2 separate regions of the Mus musculus genome follow, and region 1 is linked to region 2. A link is a loop called in an ENCODE intact Hi-C map of the cell type or tissue named here. Cell type or tissue: heart. All regions are shown on one strand. Links, peaks and the distances in the headings refer to the core of each region. The heading gives the core; the rest is flanking DNA.

Region 1 (11,999 bases), core at 2,299-10,298, 95 kb after region 2:
GGACACAGCAGGAGAGAGAGGTAGGACCAGCCCAGTGCAGTCCTTGTCCTGAGAGCATGGTCTCCAGTAACCACCAGGCTGTTAGTTTGTGTCACACAAGCCAGTGTGACCCTAGCAGGGATCCTGGGGACGGTGGGAGGCAGGGTGCTCAGGCGCTTACCCCCACCTTCCCTCCTTTGCCCCCAGATTCTCTCTGGGGTCATTCTGGAGGTGATCGCCGAGGAATTTGCCAATGACTTCCCTGTGGAGACGCAGAAAGCCTGGGCCAAGCTGCGGGGTCTCATCTACAGCCACGTGACCGCAGCCTACAAGGAAGTGGGCTGGGTACAGCAGGTCCCCAACACCACCACGTGAGGAGCGGGTGAGGGTGGGCTGGGCAGCCTCCCTGCGGTGTCCTCTCTTGTCCCCCCGGGCTTCCCATCTCTCCTGGGACCAGGAACCCTTCAGGCTTGCAGACACATTGAAAAGCAGACACAAGGCAGAGGGCCTGTGAGACAGCGCCCTTCTCACTGCAGGCCAGCTCCTGTCCAGCCCTGACTCTTGGCTACACAGAGCTGTGAACTCCAAGTAGATTTATCTGGGCAGTGCTTCTCCTTGTCTGGAGCAGGGAGAGTTCAGATCAGCCAAGGTTATGATGATTTCCCGGCAGGGCGATGGCTCCTCAGGCTCAGAGCAGAGTGGGCCAACTACACCCTTCCTCCCTGATACCAATCCTATAGGCCTGTTTCCCATTCACAGTGACCAGTCTGTACTTCCATCCACCGTCTGCCTTAACAGAGCTGGAGCCAGGAAGGTCACGAGGACACATACACATGCCCAGCCCACAAGGGACCTACACGGGTGTCACGCCCATGGACAAAACTAGGGGGATATTTACTTCCAGTCTGACCAGTGGAAGGCTTCCACTTCTAGGCTCCGACAGGGTGGCCGGACTCAGTGACTCCTTGCTGGCTGGAAGCGCCAGCGAGGGCTGGGCTGGCCTTCGAATGTGGCCGGCGGCTGGGAACACTCAGACCCCCCTAGACCTCCAAGAGGGAGCTGAATGGAAGGGCAGAGGCAGAACTGAAGGAGGAAGGAGGAGAGCGGAGGCGGGAACAGGAACCAGGGGTCAGCCAGCGGCTTGAGACACGTGTTGTAGAGAAATATTCCCAGCAGTTTCCCATGGAAAAGGCTCTTCTAAGGCCCCCGTGCCACCTCCTGTTTACGGGCCTCCCTGCCCAGCTCTGCAGAGGTCACCAGGGGCAGGGAGAGGCTGGGTCTGCTGCCCTTCCTGCCACTGACCAACCAGTCCACTCGTGCCTCTTCCCAATATCAGCAGCTCCCCAGGAGAGCAGACAGAGTTCTCAGGAATTGTTCCTTGCCTCCAGGTCAATTCCAGATGTGTACAGCTGGACCTAGCCTGCCCCCCAGACCCTGGAGTTTTACCTGCCAGAGAAGGGCATTGGCCAGGCTGGAAAACTGAGGTTACCTCCGGTTGCCACTGAAAGAGACCAGGGAGGAGACTGGAAGGGGAGATGTCAGAGGGGCTCACCCCCCACCCCCACCCCCACCTCTCCCCCCACCTCTCCCCCCACCTCTCCCCCCCCCCCAGGCAGGCGCTGCAGCCTGAGATGAGTTTGTTTACAGCCACGGACACAAGACTTCCTGCTTTTGGAGAAAAGAGCTTTTTACAGGGCCTAGAGGGACTGCAGGGAAGAGCTGGCCAGCCAGCCCCAGTGAATCAGAAACACATGGCCAGAGAGCTCCCCCGCCCCTCCTGCCCCAGCTGGACCCCAGGGACTTAGTTCTAGCCAAACCTCAAGCGCCTGTCCCCCTTTGGTCCTAGTAAGCTGAATGAGGGTAGATGATGAGGCGCCAGACACCCCAGGGCTTAGCCACCTCTCCCCACCTCTCCCCGGGGCCTGAGCACCCACACGGGGTCTCCCTAGCTGTCCCATTGGGATCTTCTTCTCCTCCCTTAACAGCCATCATCCCCATCTCTGGTGTCCTGGGGGCCTAGGCATGGGCCACGGCCTGTGAGACCCCACCTACTGGCGGGATCTCCTTGCCTCACAGGGCAGGGTGGAGTCTCAGGGCCAACTTCTAGAAGGGCCCTGTCCAACTTCTCTTATCAGGGAAACAGAGTGAGCCAGACCACACTGTTTATTGAACTGTCTCTGCTCCGGGCTGTGTGACTCTGTGTGGGTGGAGGGGTTCTGGGACGGGGCTAAAAGGAGTTTCATGGATGAAGACATTACCACACAGAAGCCAGGGAGCACTCGCTCTGCTGCGCCAAGCAGCACAGCCTATTTCCAGATGAACGGAAAACAAGTTCAGGCTGGCTCTCCCTGTGACATCGTAGAGTGTGTGACATCGTAGAGTGTGTGAATCGCTTCTGTCCTCAGTGGGCAAGCATATACGACGCCGGTCGCATTTTAGAGGGACAGATCCAGGCCCCTTGTGGGCCACCCAACTGGCTTGAGGTAGCACAGTGAGGTTGGAGGTAATGGGGGGTTGTGCAGCGGTGTTGGGTCTCTCAGCAGAAAGGGTCCCATCCCAAGACCCCCAAGTCACCTCTCCCGGTACCTCAGGTGTCCCATCATCCACCTTTCCCCACTGACCCCTGTAACCTGTTACCTTCATCTCCTGTCTCATCCACAGCCCACCAGCCACTCTGCCCTCTTCAGGGCCGTAAGACCCCTCCCAGCTCCCCCCTCCCTGGCAGCACTTTGGGCAGAAGGCCGACTTCTGAAGACACGCATTGACCTTCCATTTCTGGGTGCCAAGGAAGCTGGAGGAACCCCTGACTCGACTTCCCGAAAGGAGGCCTTCATCATGGCTGTGGTCCCCCCAGGCTACTGGGAGGTGGGGCTGGATCCCTGGATGCTGAATCTAGCAGAGGGGAATCCCTCTGCCTCACAGCAGGGGCACACTCTTCTTAGCTTTTTCTACTGACTGTTAGAGAGGGACCTGGCAAAGTGGCCGGTGGGAAGCGAGGACAAGCCCGTGAGTCACTTCAGAAAGGAACTATCCCTGCTTCACTCTGCCCGCCAGCATGCAGGTTCTCCTCGCCATCTCTAGAGCATCACGCACACACATCTACCATATACACAGATATATTCTATATACTATCTATATATAAATATATATAACACACACGTACATATCTATCGAGTGCGCCTGCAGGCCCAGAAGCCTAGGTCTTGCCCAGCCGTGGGAGGCCAGAAGAGTCCTGGCCATCTTTCTGGGCAGCTCTACCGGGAGCAGGGTGAAAGCTGGCAACAGCACAAGAGGAGGGGCCAGGTGGGAGAGTTGGGGTGAGTCAGCTTGCTCCTACAGCTCAGTGCCCTGCATTCCTGCCCTACCCCCACAAAACAAGAGAATCCCAGAGCTTGGGAGGCGGAGGAAGGACAATCGTTGCGTCTGAGGTCAGGTGGTCATCTACCTGGTCTCCACGGTGGTGAGTTTCAGGCTAGCTGGGGCTACACAGGAAGACCTCGGGTCAAACGGAAGAAAAAAAAAAAACATAAAGATCTGGCTCCCCTCTCCTCTCCTCCCCTCCCCTCCCCTCCCCAAGGGTTTGCCTGACTGGCTTGTCCTGGAAAGGGCAAGGATCAGGGCACACACCAAGAGTTCAGGAGATCCCAATGGGATGTTGGCCAGTGTATGTGTCCGGTATATGGGGGTGGGGGTGAGGGGCAGCCTCAGTGTGGAGCCCTAGAATGTCAGCCTCACCTGCTCACTTCAGACAGCAGCCAGGCCACAGGACGGGGGCTGTCCTCACACCCCTCAGCAGACCAGGGCCTCTCTCTCCTGCCCTCCTCTGGGGCCACCTGCTCACCCTCTCCACATAGTCTCCTTAACATTGCTGGGAACCCCGTGTGTACCCCTTGGTCACGTGTACTGTCCTGGAAGATGTCTTACTGCTGTGGCTACCGTGCCTGCGTCCCCTCTGGTCCCACCCTCGCACAGCCTTCCTGTAACTGCCTGTCTTTTGTAGTTTCTGATGTTTGTAACCAGATCCAGCTGTGTCATTAAACCAGGTCTGTTCTTCCTGTCTCTGGCCTCTGCTTGATCTTTTCCTCCTGGACCTGCCGTCACCCCTCTCTCCCCTCAGCAGTTCTAGCTAAGGGTGGTTTCATTGAAAACAGTTCCATTGAGGGAACCCCTTCCCTTGTGCTGGCTCTAGCTGCTCCTGGGTGGGGCACTCTGAGTTGGACTGTCGATTGCTCAGAGGCTAAGAAAAAAAGGGCAGAAGTTGGATTTTATAGGAGCAAGGGATGGGTCTGTCTTACTAAAACTTCAGAGAAGCTAGGACTATCTGGTTTAGAGCTTTCTTGGGAGGTTGAGGCGGGGTGGGGGTGGGGGTGGGGGTAAGTCACAAGTTTAAAGCCAGCCTGAGCCACTTAGTAAGTCCTTATCTCAAAATAAAAAATAAAGAAAGCTGAGGGTCCAGCTCAGGGCAAGAACATTGGCCTGGCCATACCCAGGCCCTAGGTTTAATCTCCAGAAATAAATAAATAAATAAATAGATAAATAAATAAATCAGTGCCTTTTGGATTTTGTCCAGGAAATCTGGCAAGGACAGGGTCAGTGTGGGATAAAGGGAGTGTTGTCAGAGCTGGGCTTGGTAGCACACATGTGTCATCTGAGCACCCACCAGACGGGGAATGGAGGATTACAAGTCAGAGGACAGCCTGGGCTACATGATAAGCCCCTGCCTCAAAAAGGGGTGGGGTGGGAGTACTGTCCAGCTGTCCATGCAGACGGGCCCTGGTCGTGTACACTAGTGACATAGCCAAAAATTAAACCTCAACCTTCTAGGCCTGCGCACAGACATTTCACTCGAGATGCTGAATAGGCCCCGATGCTTCCGGGATCAGCCCTTGGGTACAGCAGAAAAGGAGCCCTGCTGGAATTAACCTTCAACCCTAAGCTCTCAGCCCAGAAACTCTTCCCAAGCCCCGCTGAGCAAGGCCTGTCCATCCCCCCATAGCAATGGTCACAACAGCAGCATCAAGTCTCTGAGGAGAAACCAAGGAGGTCACCATAGGGAGGGGTACAGGAGAACCGGAAACCGCTTCTGCCCCTTGGGAGGGCTTCAGGCTGTCTGAGAGGACTCAGCTAACAAGGGGAAAAGTCTTGTCTCCCAGTTCCTGCACTTGAATGTAGGCCGCTCCTCTCTTCATCTCCTGGGCGCCTGGCACAGCAGAGAACTCGCTGGAAATCCAAAGAATAAATAAATAGCAGTCTTAGAAAGCAACACAAACACACGGGCCAAGAGTGAGCCGGGAACCGGAGGAGGATGCAGGGTGCTGAGAGGGCAGCGCAGGCCAGGCCTTTCCAGAGAGAGAGCATGCCAGACTGGTGGCCTCCGAGTTCACACTCAGTCGGCGGCGCTGCTGTGTGACTCTGGGCAAGAGAGCAAATCTTTCAGAGCTTCCATTTGAAAATAGGAAGCCCGGTGTGGTGATGCTCCCAACACTGGAGAGGCCGAGGAAGAAGGACTACAAAGCAAGACACAATGTTAATTCCTTTAAGCAAAAGTCGGCCTTGCAAGACAGTGGGAGGAGCATGGGGGCGGGGTGCAAGAAAGGTGTTCGGAACGGGGCGGGCTGGCCAGACTCTGAGAACCAGGAGAGCCGAGGACAAACTGAGCCGCTGAGCAGGAATCCCGTGAGAGACACTGGGAGGAGATGGAGAAGGGTGGGGGGTGTACCATGGCAACAAGAAAAGGCCGGGAGCCTCTGAGCCTCCTGATCCCTGAGGTCCAGCCAGAGCTGGTTGGTGGAGTGTCAGCAGGTCAAGATAGAGCGTCATCTCCGAAAAGGCCTCCCCACACAAGTCTTGAGAATGGCGTGGGTGGAAATCTGGAGCTATCCTGGAACCTGCTATTGAGAACTCTCCCTGATCCCTACCTTCTAGAGAGGACGTGCACCATCACCCCCCACGGACCGGGGATGCTGAAGGAATAGGGGGGGGGGGGTGCAGGCGACTCCTGGTTTTAGGCCTGTGCAGGGACGATGCCTGGGCTTTTGTCCTGTGTTCTACAAGTAGTCAGCCTTCTTAGTGAGAGGCAGAGCAACTGGGTCAGCTCCCCCTGGCGAGATCAAGCTGAGAGCCACGGGGGGTGTGGGCATCGAGCGAGCGGGGAGCATCACAAGGAGACTGCCACCTCTTCCCTGACAAAGAGGCCCCCAGTACAGCTCCACAGCGACCCCTGCTGGCACTATCCAGGAACTTCATCCAAGAAAGCATCCATCTCTAGCCCGCCAGCTTCCTGGCTCCACATTACACCATAAGGGAGGCAGCCTTACTGGGACCTGAGATGATGCAGACTCCAAGAGCTTTCCTCAAGCACAGGAATCTCAACACAATGCAATAAAAAGCAGAAGATGCAGAAAAAACAAAAACAAACAAACAAACAAACAAAAAAGGGCTGTGGTGACCCTTGCTTAGAAACGCAGGCAGATCCCTGGGGCTTGCTGACCAGCCTTGCTTAACTGATGAGCCCCAGGTCCCTGGAGGAAGACTGTGTCTCATAACAGAAGTGGGTGACTCCAGAGAGACTATATCTGAGGTTGCCCTCTGTCCTATACACAACAAAAGAAATGAGAGAAGCTGGGGAGAGGGGATGGCGAGGGTGGGGGAGAACACGGAAGCCTATGCAGCACTCGGGGAGGCTGACAAAAGGGGACCACTTTAAACGCAAAAGCAGCCTAGGCTACAGTAAGACCCTGTCTCAAAAAACCAAACAGGAAACTTTGCAGTTGGCTTTTGTCAACTTGACACAAGCTGGAGTCATCTGGGGAGAGCCTGTGGGCAAGCCTGGGTGACATTTTCATGATTAGGGATTGGTGTGGAAGGACCCCGCCCACTGTGAGCAGTGCCATCCGCCTTCAGTCCCAGCTCTTGGGAGGCAGAGGCAGGTGGATTTCTGAGTTCAAGGCCAGCCTGTTCTACAGAGTGAGCTCTAAGACAGACAGGGCTACACAGAGAGACTCTCTATCAAAACAAAACAAAGAAAAAGCAATGAGAAGAAAGCAGACTGAGTAAGCCATGAGGAGCCAGCCAGGAAGCAGCACACTCCACGACCTCTGCATCAGCTCCTGCCTCCAGGTTCCTGCCTTGACTTCCCTTTATTGAACTGTTGGTAGCTTTAATTTTTTTAAATATTTATTTTATTTATTTTATGTATATCAGTATACTTTAGCTGTACTGATGGTTGTGAGCCATCATGTGGTTGCTGGAATTTGAACTCAGGACCTTCAGAAGAACAGTCAGTGCTCTTAACTGCTGAGCCATCTCACCAGCCCTTGATTTCCGTTTATGAAGGATTGAAATAAACCCTTTCCTCCCCAGGTTGATTTGGTCATGATGTTTATCAGAGCAATAGAAAGTCAACTATGGCAGGCGGCCTCACCTTAGGGGCTGGCCAACATAAATAATCCAATGCTGTTCTCCATTGGCACGTTGCCTGTAAACAAGAGGGGATCTGCTGTGCCCCAGGCCTGCCCAGGGCAGGGAGAGTAGAAGTTCTGCTGGGCCTTAACCAAGGTGCCCAGTTTGATGCAACCAGGTCAAAGGGCAGTTTAGGAAGACAGCAACAACAGACTTCAGGCCTGCCTGTGTGGCTTTGGCTTCATGCTCTTCCAGCAGCCTGGGAAGGTGACCTGTGCCTGTTTCACCAACAGCTTCAAGGAGGCCCAGGAGCTCAGCTGGCAACACCTATGGCTGCCACCTTCAGACCTTGCCAAGAACTGAGAGTGGTGCCCAGCAACCTGGCCCATATGCTGGCCTCTCTGCCAGGGCCTCCGTACAGCTGTCCAGCAGAGCCCATATTTCTCTGTTTTCAAGGAAAGGACAGTCTAACACCTCACTCTTCCTCGGTACCCCAATCTCAGTACATCCACTCTGCCCACGTTTAGATGCCACTAAAGTGCATTTTTAGAAAGAGCAGGAGGAAGGAAGAAAGGAAGGAAAGAAGGGAGGGAGGGAGGAAGGGAAGGAGAGAGGAAGGAAGGAAGGAAGGAAGGAAGGAAGGAAGGAAGGAAGGAAGGAAGGGAGAGAGAGAGGGAGGGAGGAAGGGAGGAAGGCAGGAAGGCAGGAAGGCAGGAAGGAAGGAAAAAAGAAAAAGAAAGTGAGAGAGAGAGAGACCTGCATAAGTGTTTGTTTTCTTCTTGGAGACACAACAGCTTTGCAAAGTCATTAAGACCAACAACCAAACATGGTACCTCCTGTTGTCCATGTCCCATGCAGGGCCCGAGGAGGCCAAAAGAGGGCGCTAGATACCCTGGAACTGGAGTACAGACAGGGGTGAGTAGCGGGAACCAAACTGGTTCTTTGCAAGAACAGCAAGTGCTCTTAACCACTGAACCATTTCTCCAGTCCCAGGTGAGGGGCTTTTGTGGCCTGGAATCAAGCCCGTGGTCTCCTCAGTCACAGAGACCCTTACCTGACCGATCCCACTGGAGTCCTCATTCTTCACAGTTTGATTCTCTTCAGCCTCAGCTCTCTCCCCACCACAGGGCAACAACCCCTGACCCATCTTCTCACCAATGGAGGTGGTGCTGTTTCTCTCAGGCTGCTCTGACCTCCCTTCCAGAACCTTCCTTCACAGCCTTTCTGTGAAAGTACGTTCTTTGGGTGTTTCGAGAACAAGCCTGGCTGAGTACTGTGGTGGCCATACCTTGGGAGACTTGAGGGGATGAGCTCACCCCTCAAGACCCTTGGTCCTAATGCCTCACCTTTGACACTTGGGGCTTGCTGCTGCAAGGTCATGTGACCAGATTCCCAAACACATGGCAGAGAAGGCCGATGTTTAGACAGAGGGTTAGCAATGGAGATGGTAAGAGACAGAGACAGCACATCCAAGAACGGTTTTCTTTGTCTTTTTAATATTTATTTATTTATTTGAGACAGGATCTCACTGTGTCTTCACTGGTCCAGGTTGGTCTTCAACTTTCAGCCCTTCTCCCTCAGCCTCTGAAATGATAAGATCATACAGACCCTCCATGACATTCAGCTTTGAGATTAAATTTTGAGGCTGATTTAACATGTTTCCTGATGTGGGGTGGGGGTGGGGGTGACAGAGGAGAGCAGAGGTGACTTCGGGCTTATCATTTCCAAGGGAAATAGCCAAATAGCCATCAAGAGCGGGTCTGCGCATGAGTTCCGTGCAGTTGGATCCTTCATCCCAACACAAGCATCTCAGAGGTGCAAAGGCTGGGATTTCAGCTCAGGACCGGATGGGATCAACGAGGAGACCAGAGGAAACCATGTCCTCTTCTGGGAGGGGGGGAGGAGGGAGAAGGAGGACCAGGGAGAGGGCAGAGGCCCTGAAGCTGTGTTAGAGCTTAGCATCTACTGCTTTGCAGACAGATGGCGGGGTGGGGACCTTAAGCCCTGACAAGGCTGCCTTGGAAGAAAGCCTTCGTGGGGGTGGGGGGCAACGGTGGTGAGAGTACAGAAGAGATGAGCCCAAGAATACATGGATGGTGTCAGGGGGCAGTCTGCACCAATAAGAAGCCTTGGTCTGCACCAATGAGAGCCTTGGTCTGCACCAATGAGAGCCTTGTCAAGAAAGGGTGGAGAAGAATCAGATGGAAAGAGGGCAAGGGGCGTCCATAGGAAAACAAGAGGAGTGCCCTGCCCATGTGGGCACTGATCAAATGTGCTAAGCACTGGGATATATGTCTTACCATCTGGGGATCTAGGGAGCCCAAGATCAGGGGACCAGCATGTTTGCTGTGTGTGCAGTGGGAACACTTTCTAGTTCATGGATGCTCCTTCCCTGTGACCCTGATCCGCCTGCCTTCATCTTCCCAAGTTCTTCCATTGCAGGCGTGCACCACCATCCCGGGTTTCAGGGGCTCTTTCATAAAGGCCCCGATCTGCCCATCATGATGGCTCACACCATAATTCCTACAATTTGGTAGACTTGGGTGAGAGGATTACCACAGGTTCCAGGCCAGCTTGGGCTACCTAGTGAGTTCTAGGACAGTCTGGGCTATATAGCAAAATGCTATGCCTTAGCTAGGGTTACATTGCTGTGAAGAGACACCATGACCAAAGCAACTCTTATAAGGACAATATTTAATTGAGGCTGACTTACAAGTTCAGAGATTCAGTCCCTTATCATCATGGCAGGAAGCAAGGTAGCATCCAGGAAGGCCTGGTGCTGTAGGAGCCAAGAGTTCTCTATCTTCATCAAACAGAAGCCGGGAGCAGACTGTTTTCAGACAGCTAGGAGGAGGTTCTCAAAGCCCACCCCCACAGTGACACACTTCCTTCAACAAGGCCACACCTTCTAATAGTGCCACTCCCTGGGCCAAGCATAGTCAAACCACCACACCTTATCGTTTTTAAAAATACATTTTTTTAAATGTGCATGACTGTTTTGCCTGCAAGTGTGTCTGTATACCACATGTGTGCCTGGCACCCTAGGAGGTCAGAAGAGGGTGTCCAACACAGGTGCTGGGAACTGAACCCAGGTCCTCTACAAGAGCAACCGGTGCTCTAACCACTGGGCCATCGTCTCTCCAGTCCCATAGTCCTTTACATCCTTATGTGCAGCTTTAATAGACTTCAGCAGGATCGTCAAAGGTGCTGTACGATCAGTACAAGAAATCTAGGGGAAAAGAAACCACACAACGATCATGTCTAAGAAGCAGGCAGAATCCAGCCTGAAGCACTGGAATTGTCAAGGCCAGAACAACAGACATCACGGGTGAATCCGATGTCCCAGAAGTGACAGGTGCAGAATCCTCCCATCTTTCCCTGCCACGCCCCCCCCAACCTTTTGCATTTGCCCAGAATTGTGTTACCTACACATTCTATCAAGTCAGGCTTACATCCTACCTAATGGCTTTAGTAAGACTCTTGGGGAATCAGAAAGATGTCTCCCGGGACTGTGCAGTGAGTGGGTTTACATTCATGGGGACATTCCTTACGTACATGGGGACAATAACCATATATAGGGGCTGGGGAGATGGCTCAGTTGACAGCCACACAAGCAGGAGGACCTGAGCTGCAACCCCAGCACGCCTATAACCCCAATGCTAGATGGGGCAGGAATGTCCCCGGGGCTTGCTGGCCAGCCAGTCTAGTGGGATTAGCGTGCTCCAGGTCAAGGAAGACAGCAGGCATTGACCTCCAGCCTCAACGTGCCCTCCTATGGTGCTTTGTCTGAGGGTGTCCCTGTAAGCTTGTACATTTGAGCATTTGGTCCCAAGTTGGTGGTGCTGTTTGGGGAGGTTTTGGAGGCGTGGTCTTCTTGGAGGAAGCAGGCCAGTTCTGAGAGTCAGGAGACTCCATCATCCACGATGGATGGCCCGGGTGTCTGTGCTTTGTGCTTATGATAAAGGATATGAGAGCTCACCTCTTCCCCAGGATCTGTCATAAGTGTAAGCCCAAAGAACCCTGGTCATACAGCTAAACACACACACACACACACACACACACACACACACACACACCAAACAAGCACAGTGTGTAAGAGACTCCACAGAAGCCCAGGTGTGGTAACAAGAGGATTACCAAGATCAGCCTGGGTTGAAGCAAATTCCAGGGATTTGAAGTGAGTCCCTAAAAAACTAGGCATGGCGGTGCCCACCTTTATCCCCAACACTCAGGAGGCAGAGACAGACAGGCCAGCCTGGTCCCCGTGCCAGTCAGCAAGGTTGAGATCTTATCTCAACAAAAAGAAAAAGTAAAAAAGCTAACCCCTGAAGAAAAGCTAGCCATGAGACCTGATGGAGGCGAGCCCCCTCCCGTGTGGCCTGAGGGGTGATCCTGAGTTGTCGGGAGAGGCCAGTGCAGGTCCGGGATCAAGAGCATAGGCTCCATTGGTCCACAAGAGATGAAAATGTACTTACTATATTTCAGCTGGTCATCAGAATCAAGCCTTCGGGAGAGCCAAGTGGATTTGTTCACACAGGCATCAACCAGCCAACAGCTTAGTGATTCACACCTGTAGTCCCCATGCTCAAGGGATTGAGGCAGGAGGATGGCAATCACCC
Region 2 (11,999 bases), core at 1,339-9,338:
CAATTTGTTTTAGTCAGGGTTTCTATTCCTACATAAACATCATGACCAAGAAGCAAGCTGGGGAGGAAAGGGTTTATTTGGCTTACACTTCCATACTGCTGTTCATCACCAAAGGAAGTCAGGACTGGAACTCAAGCAGGTCAGGAAGCAGGAGCTGATGCAGAGGCCATGGTGGGATGTTCTTTACTGGCTTGCCTCACCTGGCTTGCTCAGCCTGCTCTCTTATAGAACCCAAGACTACCAGCCCAGAGATGGTCCCACCCACAAGGGGCGTTTCCCCCTTGATCACTAATTGAGAAAATGCCTTACAGTTGGCTCTCATGGAGGCATTTCCTCAACTGAAGCTCCTTTCTCTGTGATAACGCCAGCTGTGTCAAGTTGACACAAAACTAGCCAGTACAGTGCACAAGCATGAGGACCTGGGTTCAAATCTCAGATCACACAGGCACCGGCCTGTAATCCTGATGTTCAGAAGCAGAGGATCTGTGGGGTTTGGTTGGCCAACCACAATACTCAAGTCAGTGAACAGAAGGTTCAGTGAGAAACTCTATCTAATAAAATAACATGGAGGATAAAACAGGAAAACACGTGGCCTTGCAGACACATGCCTGGCTGGATTTATGGTATGTTGTTTTTTTTTTTTTAATATGGAAGCTGAGGATCCAAACCCATAAGCTCATTCTTGCAGAGAAAGCGCTTTTACTCACTGAGCCGTCTCCTCGCCCTGCTAGTGATGTTGTGGCTGGTTTATAGAACAGCCAACCTTCATCAGGTATTCTCTGTGCAGGCGACAGTTCATACTGAACAATGACTCAAGTGCCCAGGAGATTCTGCAAAAGGCTGAGCCCCAAGGACCCATCATGACACTGTCACCCAGAGTTCACAACAAAGAGACAACCTCTGTCAGTTCAAAGAACCTGAAGAAACAGGAGAGAGAGGCATCCCAAGGAGAGCAAGGAGAGGGGAAGGAGAAGAGGAAGTTGGAGACCATAAGGCCAGCACCAGAGAATCCTCAGAGCAAGGCAGAGCCTGCTGCAAAGATGCCTGTGCCAGAATACCTGGACAAACTACCCAGAGCTCCAGGAGTACTGTCAACAAGGAAGACACCAATGGCCACAGGAGCTGTCCCAGCTAAGAAGAAAGTGGTCCAGGCTACCAAATCCCCTGCCTCTTCCCCACACCCCACCACACGAAGAAGGCAAAGGCTGAAGGCCTCTGAGTTCAAGTCTGAGCCTCGGTGGGATTTTGAGGAGGAATATAGCTTGGATATGAGCAGCCTGCAGACGGTGAGTCTGGACCTTCCCTGTGACTCTGCACTATACCACCACCCCAGGCAGCCCTTTTCCTCCTGTGGTCTACCTGACACTTAAAAATGAACCATCCTTCATCCTTCCTTTTTATAACAGCCAAAGTCAGGGAGGAGAAGGTAGGTCCAGGATTAAGGTCTGGACAACTCAGAAAGGTGTGTCTGGAAGGGACTTGTCTGGGACCCCTTTCAAGAAGACCTGAGGCAGGTCACCATTCTGTGAGAAGATATTGGGGCCAGTTCTGGGGGTCCAGTACGTCATCCCTTATTCTATAGTCATGGGACTAGCAGACAGGAAGACACAGCCTACTGTTTAGCTGCTCCCTTCCCAGTGACACTGGCATCCCTGGAAAGCCCCCTCAGATCCTTCACTGTCCTTCAGCCCTCAAGCCCATGTCACCACCCTAATCCTTCTCACCCCTGCCTTGAGGAAATACTGAAAACCTGCTTGTGTATACACACAGGACAGGGTCACAACCCAAGAGAGCAGCGCATGCCCATGTGGCTGTCAGAATTGCAAGGTGTAGCTGCTTCAGAGCTGAGAGGACCTGTTTTCTGGAACCAAGGTGACTTAGATTTGGAGACCCTGGGGTCCAGAGTGAAAGAGAGAGTAGGGAGCAGGAACTTTCAACCTGTATCCCCAGCCCAGTCTCTGTCTAATGGAACCCACCCAGCCCCTGGCTGATGCTTTCCTGGGCCACCCATTGCCTGACCTTTCCATATCTTCCTGCACATAGAACTGCTCTGCTTCTGTGAAGATCAAGGCCTCCAAGTCACCATGGCTACAGAATATCTTTCTGCCCAACATCACTCTGTTCCTGGACTCTGGACGCTTCACCCAGAGCGAGTGGAACCGTCTAGAGCACTTCGCTCCTCCCTTTGGCTTCATGGAACTCAATCAGTCCCGTGAGTGCTTACTTCAGAGTACAGGGTGGCTGGCTTCCTCTCTTGGGTTGGTTCATTTCTGGGGCTTTGAATGGAACCCTGCTGTGTTCCAGTGGTACAGAAGGTGGTGACCCGCTTCCCTCCAGTCCGCCAGCAGCAGCTCCTCCTGGCCAGCCTCCCTACTGGGTATTCCAAGTGTATCACCTGTGCTGTAGTGGGCAACGGGGGCATCCTGAATGATTCACGTGTTGGCCAGGAGATAGACAGCCATGACTATGTTTTCCGGTATGTTCTCCCTCTGTTGCCTGTAGATATGGGCTATAATGGGCGACCCGATAAGTGTCCTGTGCTGGTTTGAATTGGAATAGCCCCCATAGACTCATTTGGGTGAAAGCTTGGCCCATAGGGAGTGTCCTGATTAGGGGGTGTGGCCTTGTTGGAGTAGGCATGGCCTTGTTGGAGGAAGTGTGTCACTGTGAGGGTAGGCTTGGAGGTCTACATTCGAGCTATGTCCAGTGTGGCACACCATCTCCTTCTGGCACCTGTGGATCAAGATGTAGTACTCTCAGCTCCTTCAGCACCATGCTTGCCTGTGATCCACCATATTCCTCGCCGTGATGATAATGGACTAAACCTCTCAAAATGTAAGCCAGCTCCAATGAAATGTTTTCCTTCATAAGGGTTGGCATAGTGGTCACAGTGTCTCTTCCCAGCTATAAAACCCTAAGACATGTCCCCATATCTTTATCTAGAAAATGGAGTGTGTCTACAGCTCCTACCCCCTGATTCATCTCCACAAAAAAATGTCTCTCCTCCATTCACAGCATCTGATTCGATCTTTCTACACAAACTGAGTGGAGCCGTTATTAAAGGATATGAACAGGATGTGGGGACCCGGACATCCTTCTATGGCTTCACTGCTTTCTCTCTGACCCAGTCTATCCTCATTTTGGGTAGACGAGGCTTCCAGCATGTGCCTCTGGGAAAGGTGAGAAGGGAGGAGTGGGCGTGACCACCCAGCCCCTGAACATGGGAGACCAATGAGTGCAAATGGGCGTGGCCCCACCGTGCCTGCTCAGGGGAGAAACAAGATTGAGAATGGGCATGGCTATACAGCCCCTGGATAGGGGAGACTTATGAGTGCCTTGTGTGTGGATGGAAACTGGCTCATCCCAAACTCTGTTCACATGAGGGCAAGAGCAGTGACAACAGCCACTCAGGCCATGGGAGATTTGGGGGACAGTCACGAGTGAGATGAGGGTCGCCCTCTGTCTAGGCTCCTCAAGGCAGTGCTCCCAGACCACTTGTTGTCCTTGGTCTTCAGGACGTCTGATATCTACACTTCCTGGAAGGCACCCGGGACTATGAGTGGCTGGAAGCTATGTTTTTGAATCAGACCTTGGCAAAAACCCACCTTTCCTGGTTCAGGTACCCCTTCCCTCCTCCTGCCCTGGAAACCCTGCCAGACTGAGAAGTGACTGACTTCAAAAGGGTTAGTCAGGTGGGACTGCTTCTGTGACACTTGGAGATGGGATAGCGGTCACACAGTGACCATAACTTGGCCTCCACCGGGCCAGGTAAGAGAACAGGACCTGAGGGATCCATCTCTGGCCACAGGCATAGGCCTCAGGAAGCCTTCCGGAATGCCTTGGACTTGGATCGATACTTGCTGCTGCACCCAGACTTTCTCCGTTACATGAAGAACAGGTAAGGGTAGGAAGCCCATAGTGGGTCCGTGGGCCTCTCATCCTTTGCTGACTCCTGACAGTTGGGAATCTGGGTATTTTGAACAGGTTTCTGAGGTCAAAGACCCTGGACACTGCCCATTGGAGAATATACCGCCCCACCACTGGCGCCCTCCTGCTGCTCACAGCCCTTCATATCTGTGACAAGGTGAGCCTGCAAACCTCTGATAGGATTAGGATCGAGCATGTACACCCAAGGGCTCTGCATCCAGAGCCCAGGGCCAGGACCAGGATAAAGGGACAGAGTGCCCCAGGAGGCAGCCTCTCCAGTCCCAGTCCCTCCTCCATTTTCCTGCAGGTCAGCGCCTATGGCTTCATCACCGAGGGCCACCAGCGCTTCTCTGACCACTACTATGATACATCATGGAAACGGCTCATCTTTTATATCAACCATGACTTCAGGTTAGAGAGAATGGTGTGGAAGCGGTTGCATGATGAAGGCATCATCTGGCTCTACCAGCGCCCACAAAGTGACAAAGCAAAGAACTGACCAGGGCCCAGATCAGGGTGTTCCCCTCGACCACTTACAACACAGAATGCAAGGGCTCCTCAAATGCTCCTACCTTTTTTTCCTGGACTCAAACCTGCTCCAAGTCCTTAGACAGTCCCAAGGAGCAGCTGTTTGTGACAGGGGGTTTGGAGTCCTTTGGAAAATCACCATAGGCTCTTATGGTGATTTCTTGTTCAAACCCTACAGTTTGAATTCAACCCAAACCCCAAACAATTTAGTTCACTTTACTTTTCAAACACTCCCTTCAGATTTTTGGACTCTGGAACTCAAAATTACAGTAAAGAGCAAATGGAGGAGCTTGGTAGTGGCTGGGAGAAAAACAAAACAAAAATGAAACAAACTTCCTTTAGCGGTAATGCCCAGTAGTGTACCACAGAGCCTAGGATTTGCTCTGATAGTGCAGTAGTGAATCCGGCCGGCAGGGGGCGACAGCTGGGCGCCCAACTGCGGATTGGCCTTTTGAGGTGCTTCGCTGGAGCGGTGCTTGTGCAAAGTGGAACTGGACCAGCAATCGGGGTTCAAGACTGAGCAGTATGAAGTCCAGGAGGACGCCGCAAGTTCTTAGGTGCAGCTGAGCAGGACAAGGGTGCCTCAGGGGTTAAGAGCACATACTGCTCTAACAGAGAACCTGACTTTGGGTCCTAGAACCTATGTCAGGCAACCCACCACTGCCAATAACTCTGGTCTCAGATTCGTTGCCTCCCTCTGGATTTCACAACACCTGTCCTCTTATGCACATACCCACACAAGGACGCTTATATACACATAATTTTAAAATAAAAATAAACCTTAAGAGATAAATAAAGCTATCAGCAGAGTAAGAATCACCTTTAGTTCCATCACTGGGGAGGCAGAGGCAGGCAGATCTGTGTGCATTCCAGGCCATCCTGGTCTACAGAGGGTGTTCTAGGATAGCCAGGGCTACCCAGAGAAACCCTATTTTGAAAACAAACAAATAAACAAGAAAAACTGAAAGCAGCATGCATCGATGATGTGGTAGAGAAATATATTTTATAAGTATAGTACAGGTAATGTCGTGGCTGGTTGGTTATTTGTCAACTTGACATAAGGTAGACATGAGAAGAGGGGACCTCAACTGAAAAAAAAGCCCCAAGAAAGGGCTTCAGGTAAGCCTATATGCCATTTCCTTAATTGGTGACTGATAGTGGAGGACCACACCAATTGAAGGTGGAGCCACCCTGGGCTGGTGGTCCTGGGTTCTATAAGAAAGCGGGCTGAGCAAACCATGGGGAGCAAACCAGTAAGCAGCCCCCCTCCATGGCCTCTGCATCAGCTCCTGCCTCCAGGTTCCTGCCCTGCTTGAGTTCCTGTCCTGACTTCCTTCAGTGATGAACTGGAAGTGTAAGCCCAACGAACGCTTTCAGCCTAAATTACTTTGGGCGTGGTGTTTCATCATCACAGCAATAGTAACCCTAAGACAGGTAATATCCATGGGCTGGAGAGAGGGCTCAGTGGTTAAGAGCTCTTCCAGAAGACCTGGGTATGATTCTCAGTGGACACATGGAAGTTTACAGACATTTGTAACTCTAGTTCCAGGAGAAGCAATGCTTACTTCCAGCCTCCAATCAAGTAAAGAACATGACTCAGCGCAATAAACTCCTTAGTTGCCTCTACACACGCACTAATATATACACAGAGTATAATTCCCACCGAGTATAATTCCAATAAAAATGGCAAAATTGTTTTCTCTGGATTGAAAATTGTCCCTAAACTGACCATGAATGAATAAACAGGTAAGAACAGCCAGGAATCTGAAAAAAAAAAATCAAGTAAATGACTAAAACATACTGTAAAGTCTTTATAATTATAACAGTGCAATCCTGAAGCCGAGGCAGACAGATCTCTGTAAGTTAGAGGCCAGCCTGGTCTACATAACCAGTTATAGGCCAGCTAGAGCTATGCAGTGAGAGTCAGTCTCAAACAACAGAAGTTAAACACAGAAAGTGTGAAGACAGGAAGTGTGAACAGGAAGTGTGAACACAGGAAGTATAAGCAGAAGGAATAATGTTTCGGGTCTATAATCCCAACAGTGGAGGAGGCCCAGACAGGAGCCAGCCTAGGCTTCACAGCAAAACTTTGTCTCTGTACATAAATTAATTAGTTAATAATTCATGCAAGGAATCATAGTACAGCTGGAATATTTAAGACTTAAATACTGCATAATGGATTGGAGAGATGGTTCATCAGTTAAGCATACTTGCTGCCCTTGTAGAGGACCAAGTTTGGGTCCTAGCACCCATGCTGTGTGTTTTGAAACTGCCGGTAACTCCAGCTTCAAGGAATTCAATGACTTTTTTCATCCTTTGAGGGCACTGGACTCCACATGGTGCTGTAGAGGGATGTTAATCCAGCAACATGGCTGCTCTAGCATGGGTTCCCATCCAAAAATGTGACCTGGCTGGAATGCAGACATGCCAAACACCTTTAATCCCTCTGGCTGCAGGGCAGGCATGCCCTTAGTATACATCTTTAATCCCAAACAATGATGTCTAATTGAGGGGTAGACAAAGGGAATCAGAGAAAGATTTGACAAAATGAGTCAGACATAGGATATGCCCAACTCTCATGAGAACAGCACGAAAGAGAGGCAAGCAGGGAGAGAGAGAGAGAGAAAGAGAGTTCGGTTCAGTTCCATTCAGAGCAGAGCAGTTGAGTTTGGCGCAGTTCAGTTCAGGGAGCTCAGAGGCAGTCTTTCCAAGTAGAGCAATTCAGTCAGAAGCCAAGAGAAGCCAATTTGAATCAGTCAGCTTGGAGAGGAGTTTGAGGCAGAACAGCTGAGTTGAACTAGCCAGCCAGAGTTTAGAAAGAGCTAGAAAGAGTGAGTTTGTCCAGCAGCAAGTCTTAGAGGATGAACTACTCTAGGCCTAGATTAGCAGATGGAGGCTGGAAGCTGAGGCCTTCAAGGTCCAGGCTTGTAGAAGATTAGATTGTATGGAGGCTAGCAACTTCCAGACCTAGGCCCAGGGATAGATAATACAGAGATAGAAAGACTCTGGACTCAGCGCAAGCCATGTAACAGAATAGTTTGGGTACGGCTCTCATCCCCTCATCAGAGGAAATAAAAGCGACGTTTCCATGGTGCATACAAACAGGAACATAGAAATATACACATAAATAAAAGTAAACATTTTTTAAAATTGAAAACCTATCCATTTAAAATAAATTAAAAACACCGTTAAAAAGTGGAGAAGGTGGACATAGGACTTAAACTCTAATAAATAGAATGTTCCTCCCACTTCCTTCTGAATCTAGTATTTAATTATATGTTTGTTTGTTCCCTTGAGACAAAGTCTTTCTATATAAGCTTGGCTGCCCTAGAACCCTCTATGTAGACTATGTTGGCTTCAAACTCACAGAGATTTTCCTGTCTTTGCCTCCCAAGCACTGAGATTATAGGTGTGCACCATTACAGCTGCCCACCTTTATGTTCTTTTATCTATAGGATTAAGAACCCACAAAATGGGCCCTGTGTTCCCTAGTAAACAATGGTATTGAGTGGGGATATTAACATGAAGGATGGTTTTAGATAGAGGACAGATAGAATTATATGTGTATATTTGTATGTATATCCATGTGTGTGCATTCATGTGTGTATACACACATATATACATGTGTGTGGGTATTCATATGTGTGTATTCATACATGCGTGCTCATGTATGTATCCATGTGTGTGCGTTCATGTGTGTATACACACATATATACATGTGTGTGGGTGTTCATATGTGTGTATTCATGCATGTGTGCTCATGTGTGTATGTGCATTCATGTGTGTACTTGTGAATGTGTGTTCATATATGTGTATTATATACATGTGTATTCATGTGTGTATCCATGTATGTGTTCATGAGTGCATCTATGCCTGTGTATATTCATGTGTATATGTTCATGTATATGTTCCTGTGTATGTTCATGTGTGTATATTTATGTGTGTACATTCCTGTGTATATATATTTATATGTGCAAATATTCATGTGTGTATATGAATTTACCTACATATGACTCTGTTTAAATCTGTCACCTTGAAGCAGGAAGAAAAGGAAGGGAAAACTGGGCTGAGTAGGAAGAGAAAAGGAGACCCTTAGTCAGCAGTGGTGGCGAACGCCTTTAACCCCAGCACTCAGGAGGCAGAGGTGGGCAGATCTCTGTGAATTCCAGGACTGCCTGGTCTACAGAGTGAATTCCAGAACAGCCAGGGTTAAACTGAGAAACCCTATCTTTTTTGTTGTTGTTGCTGTTTTTCAAGACAGGGTTTCTCTGTGTAGTCCTTGCTGTCCTGGAACTCACTCTGTAGACCAGGCTGGCTTCGAACTCAGAAATCTGCCTGCCTCTGCCTCCCGAGTGCTGGGATTAAAGTACTTCCTGGAGAAACCTTGTTTTGAAAAACAAAAGAATAATAAATAAAAATAAAATTTAAAATTGGTGGGTTTTTTAAAATGTTGTTTAATTTGCTGCCCTCACCCAATTTAGTGTGTGTGTATCTTTGTGTATGGTGGGTGTGGTTGTGTGTATATGGTAGGTGTGTGGTATGTGGTATATATGTGATATGTGTATATATGTGCTTATGTGTTATGTGTGTGTATCTGGTGTGTGTGTGGTGTGTGTGGGTATGTGGGTGTGGTGTGTGTTTAGTGTTTATGGTTTATGTGTGTATGTGGGGGGGGTGTAGGTGTAGTATATTTGTGGTATATGTGATGTCTGTGGTGTGTGTATGTGTGGTGTGTGTGGTGTGTATGTGGTATATGTGTGCATGGTATGTATGTGTGATGTGTGTGCAAGTGATGTCTGTGGTGTGTGTGTGTGTGTGTGTGTGTGTGTGTGTGTGTGTGTGTGTTTCATGCTGCCTGTGTAGAGGTTAGAGGAAAACCTGGAAGAGTCGGCTCTTTCCCTCTACCATGAAGGTCTTAGGGAAGTGAGTGCCTCAGTCCGCTGAGCCATGTCAGTGGTTAATTTAGTCTTTTTAAAATCAGAGTCAAGAAGTAAGGAAGAATAGGAGGTACAGGGAGGAGGGGGAGGAGGAAGAGAGGAAGGGGGAGGAGAAGAACAAGGGGGAAGCAAGGAAGGGGGAGGGGAGGAGACGGAAAAGCAACAGAAGGAGGGGGAGGAAAGAGAGGAGGAGGACAGGGAAGAAGAAGAGATGAAGGCAGAGGAGGAGGGGAGGGAGGAGGAGAAACTGCAGCAGCAATCCAGGAGCCTCGCTGAAGGAGTTTCTTCCACCAAACCCCACATAACCTGAGAATGAATGTAACTGGTCTCAGGAGCAAATTCCAACCAACTCAAACAGGAACGGATGCTAATATGAACATGAAACGAAAACTATCGACAAATAACGGTCGATGGGACCTAGAAATCAGAAGTCACAGTTTCACACCTATCCAATAACTTACACATTATTCACGTATAAAATAAATAAATTTCTTTTAGGCTGGCGAGATGGCTCAGTGGTTAAGAGCACTGACTGCTCTCCCAGAGGTCCTGAGTTCAGATCCCAACAACCACATGGTGGCCCACAGCCATCTGTAATGGAATCTGGTGACCTCTTCTGGTGTGTCTGAAGACAGCTACAGTGTACTCATATAAATAAAATAAATAAATCCTTTAAATTTTTTTCTTTTAAAGATTTATTTATTTATTGTAGTATATGAATGAGTACACTGTAGCTATCTTCAGACACACCAGAAGAGGTCATCCGATATCATTACAGATGCTTGTGAGCCACGGTGTGTTTGCTGGGACTTGAACTCAGGACCTCTGGAAGAGCAATAAGTGCCCTTAACCGCTGAGCCATCTCTCCATCCCCCAAATAAATAAATCTAAAAAAATAAATAAATAAATAAATAAAAATAAATAAAAAATAAAAAAGGTGGGCTGGTGAGATGGCTCAGTGGGTAAGAGCACCCGACTGCTCTTCCGAAGGTCCAAAGTTCAAATCCCAGCAACCACATGGTGGCTCACAACCATCCACAACAAGATCTGACTCCCTCTTCTGGAGTGTCTGGATAGCTACAGTGTACTTACATATATTAATAAAATAAATCTTTAAAAAAAATAAATAAAATAAAATAAAATAAAAAAGGTTAAAAAGAAAAGAAAAGCTGGATTTCCAAGGGTCCCAAGTGGCTAACTGGGCCTAAGTTCAGAAGGGAACCTGGTAGCCATTGGATGCCTGCTAGGTCGTGCCTCAGTTCTCTCACGCTCTTCCTGGAATAACCACAAGATGAACTCTTGTAGCCATCGCCTGGGCATGTTCCTGTGTCAGCTGCCAAGATAAACAGGCTCTGGAAAGTTCTATTTTGCCACCAGGACCTGACCTGCTCTGACCTGCAGTCAGCCAATCAGGACCGAGTATTTGCTATTCCTTGACACCTCTCATGACAGAGCTGACCTGGTGGGATCCAGAGGCCAGGACTTTATAGGAAATAGCCCCTCTTTGGTCCTGTAGATCATGATTTTCTTTGGGACTCTGCTCTCCCTCCCTCCTTCCTTTTGCTTGTCTGGTGTGTGTGTGTCCATATGTTTATGTGTGTCAGTACACATAGTACTTACAACCATCCAGGACTCCAAGTCCAGTGGGTCTGTCCGCTTCTGGTCTCTGAGGGCACCAAACACTCATGTATGAGTACACTGTAGCTGTACGGATGGTTGTGAGCCTTCATGTGGTTGTTGGGAATTGAATTTAGGACCTCTGCTCACTCCAGCCCAAAGATTTATTTATTATTATAAATAAGTAGACTGTAGCTGTCTTCAGATGCACCAGAAGAGGGCACCATGTGGTTGCTGGGATTTGAACTCAGGACCTTTGGAAGAACTCTTACCCACTGAGCCATCTCGCCAGCCCCTTACACTTCATTCCGGTGTTGCACTTTTGACCTTTTTGTTAATTGAGATGATATCATGTAATATGAAACTGATCAGATCATATTCTATCACTCATTAGATTTAATGTACGATTTTCCGGCTCCACTTGTCTCTCCCATAGGGTCAGAGAGAGAGTGGGCAAAGGCCCTTGCCTTGAAGCCTGAAGACTTGAGTTCAATCTCTGAGACCTGCATGGTAGAAGGAGAGAAAGGACTATCACGATGAGTTATGTTGTGACCTCACACCATGGCATATGTACACACACACACACACACACACACACACACACAGTTTCCTGATTTATAGTCAAATTCCAGCACTCAGGAAGCAGAGGCAGGAAGATCACCGGAAGTTTGAAGCCTGCCTGGTCTACCTAGTGAGTTTTGGGTCAGCCAGGGCTACATGGCAGCACTCCGTTCAGAGGGGGAAGAGAGCCCAACCAACCAACCAACCAACCAGTCAACCAACTAAATAAATAATGTACAGTAAATGTGCTGTGTGTTTGTCTGGCTGTCACGTTCTGACTGCATAAACTCAGGTGTGGTAATGAGAGCTGGGAACCGGAAGGCCGATGCCCAGCCCTTTGTACCCAGTCTCTGCATTTTTATTTTATTTTATTTTTTTGAGACAGGGTTTTTCTGTAGCCCTGGCTGTCCTGGAACTCACTTTGTAGAC

The links. Peaks named below come from ENCODE experiments on the same cell type or tissue, not always from the same donor. Only the 100,000 strongest peaks of a DNase experiment are listed, where the experiment ranks them.
Region 1: it touches region 2 in a loop (9-fold over the local background); 3 of 42 quality-filtered maps call a loop at or near these places.

Annotation. Positions count from the first base shown.
Region 1 is chr11:116,637,634-116,649,632 of GRCm38, reverse strand. It overlaps Cygb (cytoglobin), which reads left to right. Exons shown (of 4, transcript NM_030206.4): 3 at 187-350; 4 at 2,641-4,038. The coding sequence ends at 2,674. Among named protein-coding and RNA genes, the nearest start is that of Cygb, 11 kb to the left of the region's middle. In heart, for the core only: CTCF peaks have their summits at 6,208 (motif pointing left) and 8,260 (motif pointing right); DNase peaks (open chromatin) are centred at 3,722, 4,892, 5,672, 6,142 and 5 weaker places; H3K4me3 peaks cover 1,019 bases; H3K27ac peaks cover 2,274 bases; H3K27me3 peaks cover 246 bases.
Region 2 is chr11:116,731,489-116,743,487 of GRCm38, reverse strand. It overlaps Gm11735. Among named protein-coding and RNA genes, the nearest start is that of BC018473, 15 kb to the left of the region's middle. In heart, for the core only: a CTCF peak has its summit at 4,852 (motif pointing right); no DNase peak of the experiment used is centred there.